Regions from separate parts of the Homo sapiens genome. Here region 2 is linked to region 1. Evidence: chromatin contacts called from ENCODE Hi-C data. All regions are on one chromosome and are shown on one strand. Each heading gives the region's core, a stretch centred on a gene start or an enhancer-like site at or near the end of the contact. The rest is flanking DNA. Distances are from core to core; before and after follow the strand shown. Region 1 has its middle 180 kb from the start of DIRC3-AS1. Region 2 has its middle 52 kb from the start of RPL37A.

Region 1 (6,392 bases), core at 832-3,331:
CCCATCAGATGCTGCCTCAGTGGCAGTGCTAACCAGTCCAGGCTTACATGCTGGAGTCCGTGTTAAATTAACATCACACAGACATTCATTGTCTCTCATCTATACTGTCTACTAAGCCAGGAACACGGGCAAACACTGGGGTGATGGCTCAATATCAGAAGCCTTCCTATCATCTGTAATCTGACCTGTAGGGAGAAACATTCCAAATACAAGGTAGGAGCAATTTTAGTAGAATGAAAAGAGGAACTTTCCTCCCTAGAGGTCTGAGTGACATCAGAATGAATAAGCAAGGGGGATCATATCATCTACTTTCTAGGGGAACTTTAAAAATAGCAGCAGCCTCTTTCTGTGGACATGGTGGTAATACTATATCTGGGCCACTTTTGTATGCAACCCATCAATTCAGGAAGTAAATGCAGTTTACATTTATACTGCACAAAGTCAAAGCAATTTGATAATTTTCAGCTTAACCAGTAAATTTCGATGGCAGATAATTCACATCCTAATCTGGATGGTAGAGCTCTAATTATTTAGTTTAGTTGTCTAGAGTGATCAACCCCAATGTAATGCCACAGTTGCTTTTCCACATTGTCCGAGGCAGTAGAAAGAACGGGGTGACAGCTTACTCATGCATTCATTCATTAGGCACCTTCTACTTTCTAGACATGATGGTAGGCACTGGAATTGCAGGATTAATAAGATGTGTTTCTCATCCTTGAGAAGCTTGCAGCTTAATGGGCTGGGTTCTAGTCCCGGCTGTAATCTGAATAGCTACATGTTCTGTACAGGCGACTTCAAATGACTTGACCTCTTTTCTGGCTCTCACCCCCAGTGTGATACCCGAGGAAATTATATTAAGACTCTTTGTTAGGAATGGGCCCCAGTTTACACTGCCATACACTATTGATGTCATCTGTCGACAAATCTTTGCTAGTATCTTCCATGTACCACATAGTGTGCTTTGCAGAGATAATTTGTCAAGGACATGACCCCTTTATGAAGATTATGGTCCTGTGGGAGAGAAGAACATTAAGGTGGAGAGTAAAATACTATGAGGCCTGCTGTTGCATTGTAGGGTAGACAGGAGGCGCTGTGGTAGGGCCAGGGAATAGTATCCTTGGAGCAAAACTAGGTTGGGTTTTAGAGATTAAGTGGCAGTTAGTCATCCGATTGCGGGAACAGGGGAAAAGATTCCAAGCAAAGGGAAGATCTGAGCAAAGATCAGGAGGCAAGAGGGAAGATTTGTGTTTTAGAGAATTACAACCAGGTTAATATTATTGAAGGTAGAGGTAGGGAAGAAAAGAAGAAGGTGGGAAGAGGAAGGCAGGCAGGGAAAGGGGGTGCAGGGTAGATGGGCAGAATGAGAGAGGAAAGGGAGGGGAGAGGAGAGGAAGGGAGGGAAGAGGAGGGAAGGGAGAAAATGGGAATATGGAAAGGATAGAGAGGCAAAATAGAAAGGAAAAATGGGGACCAGATTATAAAGAACTTTGTGACCCATGCTTAGGAGTTTGGACTTGAACTTGGGGAAATCAGAGGTCACAGAAGGCCTTAAACAACAGAAGAATGCTGAAGTTGGAAGTGAGTTTTACAGTACAACACGTGGAACACCTATTGCAGAGGAATCAGGAAGAGCAGGCCAGAGGTTGGTTGATCTGAGGCTTAATGAAAAGCCTTTCTTCCCTCCCTTCCTTCCTCCCTCCCTCCGTCCCTTCCTTCCTTCCTTCCTCCCATCCTTGCCTCTCTTCTCCCTTCCCCCTCTTTTTCTGTCCCCTCTCTCTCTTCTTCTGTCTTCCCTTTCTTCCGTTTTCCTCTACTCTCCTCTTCCTTTGGGTGTTGGGGAAGCCATGGAAACTTCTGAAGCTTGACAGGCAGGAAGGAATGCTGTGTGGATGCTCCATGGCTCTGAACCCAACAGAAGTGGTTTTGTGACTGTATAAGGAGCTGGTGACATCCATTCCTGCTGAAATTCCTCATGATTAAGACCAAGCTCCAGCCCATAAGAAGGCAGGGACTGCCGGGAAGTGACTCAGCAAGGGTGGCACAGATGATACCAGATTCTAAGAATCTAAACTATGTGGTTTGACGGAGCACCCTTGACTACTAAGCTGTTCTCTTCTTTCCTTCTGTGGCTTTGGCCTAGAAGAGGGTGTCAGGTTTGGTTATATCCATCCTCAAACTCTGTAGAATAGTTGTACAGGGCCCTATGAGCTCCCTGTAACCCTGTAACTCTAAGCCTAAAGGCCTGAGCTAAAGGCATAGTCAAGGTATTTACAATACAAAGCAAGGAGAACCAAGGGGGAGCTAAACACCACAGGCTTTACTTGAATAAATGAGGAGATCTCATTATACAATCTCCCTATATGAGTAAGAAAATTGAGTACCTGAATAATTAAAAGATAAGACCAGGAAGTATCAGTAAGGGTGAGCTTCATCTTGAAGTGATGGTCAAGAATGAAGGATCCCAGGCCAGACTGCCTTGGTTAGAATCCTGATTCCACCACTAATGAGGTGTGCAACTGGGGGGAAGTCATATCATCTCTCCATGCCTTGATTTCCCCATCTGTACAATGGGAATAATAATAGTCCCTATCTCACTGGGTTGCTGAAAGAATTAAATGAGTTAATACTTGAAAAGTACTTCAAAATAGCTCTTGGCACATAACAAATGTTTATAAAGTGTTTTGTTAAATGAACTGAAGAAAATCATCTTTCCCTTTTCAAATAAGTTGTGTAGGCCCTACACTGTAGGGTAACCTGGACATCTTTTCAGTTCTAGGTGAAGGAGGCCTGAAAATAGAGAGCTACATGTGCCCATGGGTAAATATTAATTGTGATCCAGCAGACAGATGTCTTTCTACTATTATGTCTTTGTAATAAAGAATCTGAACAAAGAAACTGAAGACAAAGAGAGAGATTTTTTCTTTAAACCCTTAGACCTCAGGCTGAAATTAATATGTTTAGATTAGCAGATAGTAATGCAATTTCTAAAAGTAAACTTGAGGGGAAAAATATCAAGAGACCTAGCATTGTGTGGTTAAGAGAAGAAAAAGTGAAATAAAAATAACTCCATACCCTCATGCAACCCCACACAGGCAGACAACATTATCCAGACAGGGGATAAGTCTGTCCCTGTGTCAACCCTTTAGAAGTTAAGGCTCTCTCCTAAGCTTGAGCCAACCCAGCCAGGTATCTCTCTGGCTTAGACTTCCATGATAGCTACAGGGAGCGGGATAAGTTGACACTTTTCCTTCAAGTTCTGCTCTGCTGTTCCTTCTAGGAAGACCAAATTCACAGCCAAGCTCCCTAAGATCTAGTCCAAAGCCTGAGCCAGCAGGAAACAATTCTTATTTCAGATTTCCAGCTACTGAAATGGTGTGTCTTCCCTAGGCTCTGTCTATAATCACTTCCTTTCCTCTTTCTCCCAGTATCTTCTCCTTGCTTCAGGATCCTTGGATTTTTTTTTTTTTTTTTTTTTTGAACTGTTGCTATTTGGGACCCAGTCTTTTGGTTTCTAGATGAACCAATTAGACAGTTGCAAGTATGCAGACTCATCAGTCCTTCTTATAACAATGTTATTGATGTCCTTGACATCACTGCCCCAAAGCCATTTGCATGACTCATAGAGATAGACGGCCATCAGGTGAGTGGATGAAAGAGAGAAAAAAACCAGAGGCCCTAAATCCAGCCCCTACTGCCATATACACACTTAGATCTCTCTCTCTCACACACACACACACACACACATGCACACGCTTCCCTCATTTTCTGGGTGTGTAAGCTTAGATAAGTGGGGAAAAAGTTTCTCAATTAAGTAGCTTTGATGAATAAAATGAGAAATTAATTACTAATCAATACTTGTACAGCACTTTATGTTTTATGATTGCTATTCATGCCCAGCAGCTATTAAGCAGCCCATTATAAAGGTGAGGATGTGAAGACAGATGACTTAGTAAAGAGCTGTGTGAAGGCAGGATGCTTTAGGGCTTGACATACCAAGCTGCTGATCCCATCTACAGGAAAAGAGCCCTTGGTATTCTTTACCCCAACTACTTAGGTCATGGTCTGGCAATTGCAAATAATTAAGCAAGATTCAAACCCCAGCCGTGAATAACAATACTGGCTTATAAAAGACAATAGGCAGATATTTTATTTTGCTTTTGTTTCAATGTCTGTCTGAACCACACGTACATGAATATATGCACACATACTACTTCTCATTTCAAATGATAATCTGAAGTGTTCAAGAGAGGTATGGGTACCACAAAACGAGGGTCTAAGGGTAAATAAATAACCTATTTTAAAACCCCAGTTGGAAAAAATTAGGTGTCAGATGAAATTCCAGTAAAATTTCCAGGGAAGTCTTATGATTTGTGGGCTGTACATTGAATAAAAGAATTCCTGATTGTGATGATTATTATACACCAAAATGACTCACTGAAGGAGGCTGAGGATCATTTATTAGAGAGTATTTTTTAATGAATTTTAAACAGAAGTTCTTTTCCCCCTTTACAGTTCTGCAATGAGGATTTCATTCTGCCTGGAAGTTGAGGGATGGATGATGTCAACTTTCAAGGTCTCTTAAACTTGAATTGAGTTTCCCTGTGTTACTCTAAGCATCAAAACAAGGTGTTATGGGCTGAATAATTGTGTCCCTCTAAAATTCCTTTGTTGAAATCCTAACCCCCAAGGTGACGGTATTAAAAGGAGGGGAATTTAAGAGGTGATTAGGTCAGGTCCTGAGGAGAGAGCCCTTATGAATGGGATGAATTTCCTTGTAAGAGACCCTGGAGAGTTCTCTCACCCTTTTTCCCTGTCATATGAGGACACAGTAAGAAGGTGGTTTTCTGCATGCCAGGAAGAGAGCCCTCACCAGAATCTGACCATACTGGCATCATGACCTCAGAATTCCAGCCTCCAGAACAGTGAGAAATAAATTTCTGTTGTTTATGAGCCACCCAGCATGTAGTATTTTGCTAAAGCAACCCAAAGGAACTAAGACAAGAGGTAGAACTGTTCTTATTATAAATGGAGCTGATAATGGAGTACAAAGTCTCAGTTGGTGATGAACCAATGAGTATAGTGTATGTAAAATTCTTGACATGATATCTATCATATAGATGTATTCTGTTTATATTAGCTTTTAATAATCATAATGGTGAAGATAAAACCATCCAGTATACCCCTTGAACAGGGAATATTTTGGCAGAAGAGGTGAGGGCAGGGGAGAGGAGGCAGAAATGTGTTTACAATGAGTACCTGAGGACCTTTCTCACAGCCAATTCCACTTTCTGGAACCTTGAATAAAAACTTTGAGAAAAATCAAGAACCCAAATTTTCCCTACGGCAGAGTTAGTCATCACCAGTCTATGAAAATTAAACAGATTTTATTGACTTAAAGAACTGGTAGCTTGGATGTTGTCAGATATTGACAGTCTGTGAATTAATTCATTAGATTTTTTCCCCATCCTAGGGACATGATTTTGGTCATTCAATATGAAAAAACAAAACCTCAAAGAAAAGCAAAGGGGTAGTAGAAAAGGAGGAGGAAAGCCTATGTATTAGTCTGTTTTCACATTGCTATAAAGAATTACCCAACACTGGGTAATTTATGAAGAAAAGAGGCTTACTTGACTCACAGTTCTGCAGGCTGTACATGAAGCATGGCTGCGGAGGCCTCAGGAGACTTACAATCATGGCAGAAGGTGAAGGGGAAGCAGACACATCTTACCATGGTGGAGCAGGAGAGGGAGAAAGAAAGGGGAAGTGCTATACACTTTCGAACAACCAGATCTCATGAGAACGCATTCACTTTCAGGAGAACAGCAAGGGGGAAATCTGCCTCCTTGATTCAATTACCTCGCACCAGGTGCTTTCCCCAACACTGGGGATTACAATTCAACAGGAGATTTCGATGAGGACACGGAGCCAAACCATATCAACCTAACTTGAAATTTTCATCTGCTAAGACATAAAAAACCAAGTTATAATTGTTCTTAAAAATCAGGGTGGCTGACTGGCATGTGTAGAGAGATGTAAGAAAAGAGACTGGGTGCAGTGGCTCAAGCCTGTAATCCCAGCACTTTGGAAAGCCGAGGCAGGCAGATCACCTGAGGTCGGGAGTTTGAGACCAGCCTGACCAACATGGAGAAACCCCGTCACTACTGAAAATTCAAAAATCAGCTAGGCGTGGTGGTGCATGCCTGTAATCTCAACTACTCAGGAGGCTGAGGCAGGAGAATCGCTTGAACCCGGGAGGCGGAGGTTGCAGTGAGCTGAGATGGCATCATTGCACTCTGGCCTGGGCAAGAAGAGCGAAACTCCATCTGAAAAAAAAAAAAAAAAAAAAAAGAAAGAAAGCAGCTGAAGCTTGAGATGCAAAAACTACTTGTAAA
Region 2 (6,810 bases), core at 3,570-6,069, 560 kb after region 1:
ACCCCAAACAGATGGACAAGCATCAGGGTGCCCAGGCAAAGGCACAAGTGAAGGCTGAAATTCTGCTTGGGGCCGAATGGCCAAAACATGTCCCTGCAGGCAGCAGGGACCTGTGCCCCTCATCCTTTTCCACCAGCAAACAGAATTCACCCTCCCAGTGTTCCTGGTGTATGATCTTTTAACAAATGTTTATTGAATACCAACTACGTACCTAAGACTGTTATAGACACTTGGAAAAAAGAGAAAAACAAACAAACAAAATCCCTGCCTCTGTGAAACTGATGTGCTAATGGAAGAGGCAATATGATGTCAGGGGTAATAAATTCTCTCAAGAAAAACAGAGTGGGGAGAGGATGGAAGACAGGGAGGCCGCCCTGGACACACTGGTCTGGGAGAGTCTCTGAGGCGGTGATGTCTACGCAGAGGCCTGAGTGGGGTAAAGGAACCCGAGGAGACACCGTGGCAGTAAGATCCCAGCCAAGGGCACATCAAGACTCAGCGCCCTAGTGGGAGCGCATTTGTATTTGAGACTGGAACAAGTGAGCAAGGGAAGAGAAGTAGGAAATGAACCAGGGGCTCCTGCTCTCTGCACTGCATGGAACCTAAAACCAGGAAGATAGAACTAGCATTTGTTTAAGTGCTGAGTATACATCAGGCACCTCTCTTATTCAATTGCTAAAACCACCCTAGGAAGGAATATATAGGCTCAGAGGAACTACCAGATCACAATACTGAGTGACTAACTTGGAATTTGAACCCAGGAATGTGTGACTACACAGCCTGTTCTGTTTTCACTGTAGCCTCCTGGAGACAGGCTTTCTTTCAGGGTCCTGAGGCACTTTTATCTAAGCAGTCACTGTATGGGGCACATTGACCCACTGTCTGAGCCCAGGAGAAAACTGCGACAAGTGTCTGCCCTTTTGGCCATCAGCCTTAACAAAGGCAGATCACAAAGACTCACTCTTACCCATGTCCCGATCCCCCACCTGCCCCTCTTCCCAAGCCCCAAAAGGGCTATGGTTTGTGTACCCATGAGATATCCTGAGGCCAGAACAGAGAGAAACAGGACTGCTAGACAGACCTAGATTCCCAGGCTTCGAGTTCCCTCTTTCTTGGAACCAAAGGAAGATCAACTGCGAAGTCACATGAAGAGACACAGATGGGCTGAGCCAAAGCACAGCAAGCATGGTGCCCCCTTTTTTTTTTTTTTTTTTTTGGATGGAGTTTTGCTCTTGTCACCCAGGCTAGAGTGCAATGGTGTGATCTCAGCTCACTGCAACCTCCACCTACCAGGTTCAAGCAATTCTCCTGCCTCGGCCTCCCGAGTAGCTGGGATTACAGGCGTGCACCACCACACCCGGCTAATTGTTTGTATTTTTAGTAGAGATGGGGTTTCATTATGTTGGCCAGGCTGGTCTCGAACTCCTGACCTCAGGTGATCCACCCACCTCGGCCTCCCAAAGTGCTGGGATTACAGGTGTCAGCCACCGCATCTGGCCGTATGGTGCCATCTTTAGAACTGCAGAGAGCTCTGTGTCAATTCCATGGTTAGTGGCCTAGAAACCTTTGTTTTCTAGACTAAGGACTCTTGGGAATCACAGTCAGGGAACCAGAAGTGACTGAGATGAGATTAGTCAACGACATCGTCTCTCTTCCTCCTGCAGTGGAAGGACCAAGGAATCAGCCAGAGTACATAGGCACCAGCCAGGAGGAGTCCAGGACTTGGACTATTAGTCAGCAAGTTCCACCATGGTAAGCAGAAAGCACAGGCCAAGCGGCTTTAATTCAGCTGAAATCCCAAACCACCAGGCTGTGTATTCACCTCACTAGGGTATGAAAAAAGATTCGGGCGAGAGTTAGTGCTTAAGACAAAAGTCACTTTCCCTTCCAGTTCTGATGATTCAAGATGTATCCAACCATTATTTTCCAACCACTTACTAGAGGAAACCTTTTACCAGTCTTCCTCTATTTTTCTTTATTTTATTTTATTTTTTGAGGTGGGGTCTCATTGTGTCCCACAGGCTGGAGTGCAGTGGCACAATCTCAACTCACTGCAACCTCCGCCTCCCAAGCTTAAGTGATCCTTCCATCTCAGCTTCCCGAGTTGCTGGAACCACAGACTACTCAGACTGGCCCGAACATGCCCCTGCAGGCAGCAAGGACCTGTGTCCCTCACCCTTCTCCACCAGCAAGCAGAATTCACCCTCCCAATGTTCCTGGTTTACAATCTTTTAACAAATATTTATAGAATACCAACTATGTATCTAGGACTGTTATAGACACTTGCAATAAAGAGAAAAACAAACAAAAGCCCTGCCCCTGTGAAACTTAAGTGCTATGTTTTTGCACACCACGCCTGGCTAATTTTTTGTATTTTTGGTAGAGATGGGGTTTACCATGTTGCCCAGGCTGGTCTTGAACTTCTGGGCTCATGTGATTCTCCCACCTCGGCCTCCCAAAGTGCTGGGATTATAGGTGTGAGCCACGGTGCCTGGCCTATTCCTCTTTATTTCCTTTTTCCTTTATATATTCTCCTCATCCATGCTTGAGTGTTCTATTTCTCTCTCGTCTAATGTAATCTAATACAATGGAATATTTTTCTTTGGGATCATGGGGGAGGTTCTCACGTCTGGGAGCCTGGCCAAGGTATATGTATTTACAACATCTGAGTTCCATTTCAAAAGTTTGTTTCATGACCCTGTTCCTTTGATTACAATCTAATCCTATGTATGGGCAGGAACATTTTCTGCTGCAGCACCAGCCTTGAAAGAGACATATTACCAGCTATCACAACCTCCTCCCTGGTCACCCAGTTCAAAGACAACACACACACCCCTAGGCCTCTTCCTACCAAGCAAAATTTTTAGATGAACCACGCTTGCAGAAAAATAAATAAGACATTTTCAAAGAGACATCAATCTTAAAACTTGCTCTTAGCTTCTTTAAAAAAGAAAAAAGAGTGTTAGAGTAGATCGGTCTGAGATTTAAGCTTTCAGGTTGTGATATAAAAAAACATGTATGAGTTCAGTGCTAGCAATGATATTAAACATATATCAGCTTTGTGTGTCTAATTTTTTTTCTGATTCAATGCAATTTATGAGCAGCCTACACCCCACTTTGGAATAGAGGCATGGAATAGTGAAAGATGCTTCACCATAAGCAGCCCTACTTTCAAATCCTAACTCAGCGACTTAGTGGCTGTGTATGCAAAACTATTTCTCCAAGCTTCAGTTTCCTCATCTATAAAATAGAGACAAAAAATATCCAACTCTTAGGGTTGAAAGAATTCAATGAGATAAAGTCTTAAAGCTCTCAACAAATGTTAATTTCTCCCATACGCACATCCTTGCATTGTGTGCAGTTAAGAGAGGCTGCAAACAGGCATTACCAGACCCTTACCATCAAAAAGATCACAACCTGTGGAAAGATAACATTTAGCAGTATATAATAAACTGCAGAATTGGTGCTAGGTTGGAAATAGTCAACACGGAAACAGTCAGGGCATAAAGGAGATAGCCCCTATCAGCAGGGCTTCTGGGAAGCCTATCAGGAAGGCTGCACAGAGATGGCCGTGAAGGGTGGGGAGGCTGGCACTTCAGGCTCAGGTGTGGAGGGAGAAATAGATTCCCATGCTTGTGGGAGCATAGGAAGATCAGAAAAGACTGACCCTAAAAGGTGGGGATGATGTGACAGGGAAGGGCCAGCGTCATGGCGTGGGGACACTGGAAAGCCAGGCAGAGGCAGGTGGCCATGATTTCATTTGAAATGGTATTCATTGTCAGCTTTGACACCGTAAGATCAGAGCTTTATGGAATGGAATGCTAAAGGCCTCCCCGCTCCCCAGACAAGAGGCAACCAGTGGGAGAAGGAGGAGCCAGTGGGAGGGGCATCCACAAAAGAGGGAGGGTGGTGGAGTCCACCCACTGCTCAGATGCAGCGGATAAAAGGGGAGAGGAATCACAGATGCCTCTTGGTTTGCGTCAGGAAAGCAAGCAAAATATGCCAACAACACTGGAGGCCCAGAAGTTAGAAAAGGGAGTTGCCTGAAGAAGAAAGAGCCATTTGGTCCATTTTGGACAAGTTTATGTGAGATGCCTGAACAAGAGCGCTGCGTGTGTGTGTCCTCTGGAGAGTGTGTACCCCTTAGCGGGAGGGCCTGCTTCCCCTTCTATTCCATTATACCCACTCCTCTCACTGTATTCCAGATTCATGTTTCTTAAAAACTCAGCTGAATTCATAGCTAGGTGTGCCTGGAAGGAGGAGATTATGCAAGCTGTCCCGAGGAAGCCAGAGGTGTGTTCGACCCCTGTGTTTCCTGAGTGTTAGTTGGATTCCTGAAGCCATCAGTTAGTGGTTCCCGAATGTTGTGTTCAGGTTCTCCCACCTTTTTTGAAGGAGAATAAGAGTTTCTAGAAAGGATCTGACTCCAAACCAGGCAAAGTCTCATGTCTTAGATGGAGTCAATACCTTAGAGAATATTAAAATTATTGGGCCCAAAGGTAACTTGGAGATATTCTTTAGATGCTCTTAAGAATACTGTTCTTGGATTATGTATATTCCAAATATCTTCTGTGATTCGTCTCTTCACTTTCTTTAAGGAACTCTTTGATAAATCGTCATAGGTACCATGGATGGGTCCTCCTGCGCATGCATTCTGACTCCAAGGAAGCCCACCCTTCTCTGCTGATGCAGTTCAGCATGGCTTTGGCTGGCAAAGTTGTGTTGGCTTCTGGGCACCAGAATAGCAAGCAGGCCCCGAGGCAGCCAACATCAGGAATCGAGAAAGGGAGTTCCAGATGGAAGCGGCAGAGTGTGAAGATGCTTGACTGCAGGCCAGCCCCATGGCGGGGGGAGAGGTGTGGGGGTTTGGAATGCCCTAAAAGGTTCCAGACCAGTGGCAAAGCTGCTAGAAAAGGCTGAGCCCAGACCCAAAGGAAAGCCTTGTGTCCAACCCCTATGTTAAGATATGGGGAATTACAGAACCCCCAGGACTGAAATCACCCTCCCTCTAAGAACATCATGTCCACTGTTCAGCCGTCTGCCAAGATTACCAAAGCAGAATTGTTTTTAACAGAGATGGTAATCCACCACAACTCCTGTGGGTCATTCATTCAGACCCCCTGCCTTCCACTGCCTTCTATGCAATGTTAAGAAGGGAAAGAAGTCCAACTTCACATTTTTCTGGACAATTTGAAGAAACAAACACAGAGGAAATGGTTTACATCAATGAAATGGATAAAAGCTGGAGAACAGAAAGAACTTCTCAGGAGTATGAGAAAGTGTGAGAGAACAATCACAGTCTGAACAGTGAGTCTCGGTATTCTTTTGTGAAAGAGCCAACTACACTAGGCCTCAGTTTCCCCACCTATAAAATGGAAAGACCATTCGCTGCTTTGCCTTACTTGACATTGAAAAGAGTAAAGCCCATTTGAGATGTTAAAGGCCTTGGCATGTTGAAAGGAAGTGTCTGCAGGGATCTATGAACTGAGAGGTTATCCAGCCATGGAGATGGGAAAATGAGGACTGTTCACCCTAGAACATCTTCCAGGGGGACCTAATGAGTAATGGGGCCAGAGTCATTTGTAATGTGCCACCGGACTGTGCTCATCCTCTTGGCTGCCAACACTCCTGCTTTCAGATGATAGCCCACTTTTTTCCATCAAAGGAACCACGACTTGACTACTCCCAAGGCTTGGTGATCCCAAGCATTCCAAGACCACCTGCTACAAGCCTCCATCAGAGCTATCAAGCAGCAACTGCAGACTCCTCCTGGAGGCAGGAAACAGTCACAGGCCCAAAGGGAGGTGAAGAGAGATCACTGAGGTGCTAGCTTAAAGCCTGGGAAGTGTGAAGCACCATCTCAACATGTAGGTTTCAACTGCAGTCTCAGTGAGCCCTGGAATCCCACTGGGGTGTCTTGGTCAGAGATTGGAGGAGGCCAGAACTGGTTCCGCATCTCCCACCCCTGCCTCAACCACAGCATCTCTGATGTTATTGGTCTTAAATATTGGGATGTTTTGTTTGCAAAAAGAGTTCTATGACTCTAAAAATGTTTATGAAACACTTGTCTGCACTAGTAAATTTTATTTTTAAAAAAAAGCATACAGAAGAAAAACTAATTGCACTTAAGACTTTAGAATCATATATCACATCCAACAGAAGAATTCTACTAGGAAAAATGCCCAAGCTGTTGCCCCCAAACTAACGTAACATGCTCATAAATGGCATCTGCCTTTATATTCTTGCTATTTCTTTATTTAGCTTTCCCCATTCTCTCAATTCCTAAGTACTAGAACAGGTAGAGATGCTGCTATTTAGGAAAATATTCCCTGAGTATCCTCCTCTAGGCCACTGCAGACCCTTCTCGCAGCTCTGTTTTGTGCATCTTCCATACTTAACACTTAGTACTGCAGGTAGATCTAGACTATGAACACCTTGAGGACAGGGATCATGTCTAATTCCATCAATCTATGTGGCCCATGTTTAAGCACAGTGCCAGTAACTCAGGAGGAGTTTGAGAGACCTGAATGAATGAATGAATGAATGCATGAATGAAGACACTTCTGCACAAATGTATAATTTCCTGGTTTCTCTTCTGTAAGTAAGTTAACATCTTCTATGTTTTGTTTTGTTTTTTCTTCTAGGTCACAGAGGGCTAATGCTGTAAATTCTCTCTCAGGGGAAAGCTGGGCAGACACACTTGGGAACATTTAAAAAACTAGGTTGGCATTGGAGAGGAAACAGCCAATATATTTAGCCACCCATGGCATGCCAAGGCCTTATCGAGACAGAAATAGGCACTGTAGGAGG

Evidence for each region. A loop is a pair of places that touch in the nucleus more often than their neighbours do.
Region 2: a map of ascending aorta shows a loop between it and region 1 (2.0-fold over the local background). The contact joins two enhancer-like sites. A Hi-C loop is called at or near these places in 1 of 168 maps with a recorded cell type or tissue (ascending aorta).

The regions. Positions count from the first base shown.
Region 1 is chr2:217,101,565-217,107,956 of GRCh38, reverse strand. No RefSeq gene overlaps it. Among named protein-coding and RNA genes, the nearest start is that of DIRC3-AS1, 180 kb to the left of the region's middle. RefSeq lists enhancers at 1,392-2,591, 5,885-5,954. Within about 2 kb of position 2,081, at least 8 of the 41 ENCODE cell types and tissues checked have a DNase peak (open chromatin) inside an H3K27ac peak, as active enhancers do; they include ascending aorta, where a contact is called at or near this core.
Region 2 is chr2:216,547,233-216,554,042 of GRCh38, reverse strand. No RefSeq gene overlaps it. Among named protein-coding and RNA genes, the nearest start is that of RPL37A, 52 kb to the right of the region's middle. RefSeq lists an enhancer at 600-1,111. Within about 2 kb of position 4,819, at least 11 of the 41 ENCODE cell types and tissues checked have a DNase peak (open chromatin) inside an H3K27ac peak, as active enhancers do; they include ascending aorta, where a contact is called at or near this core.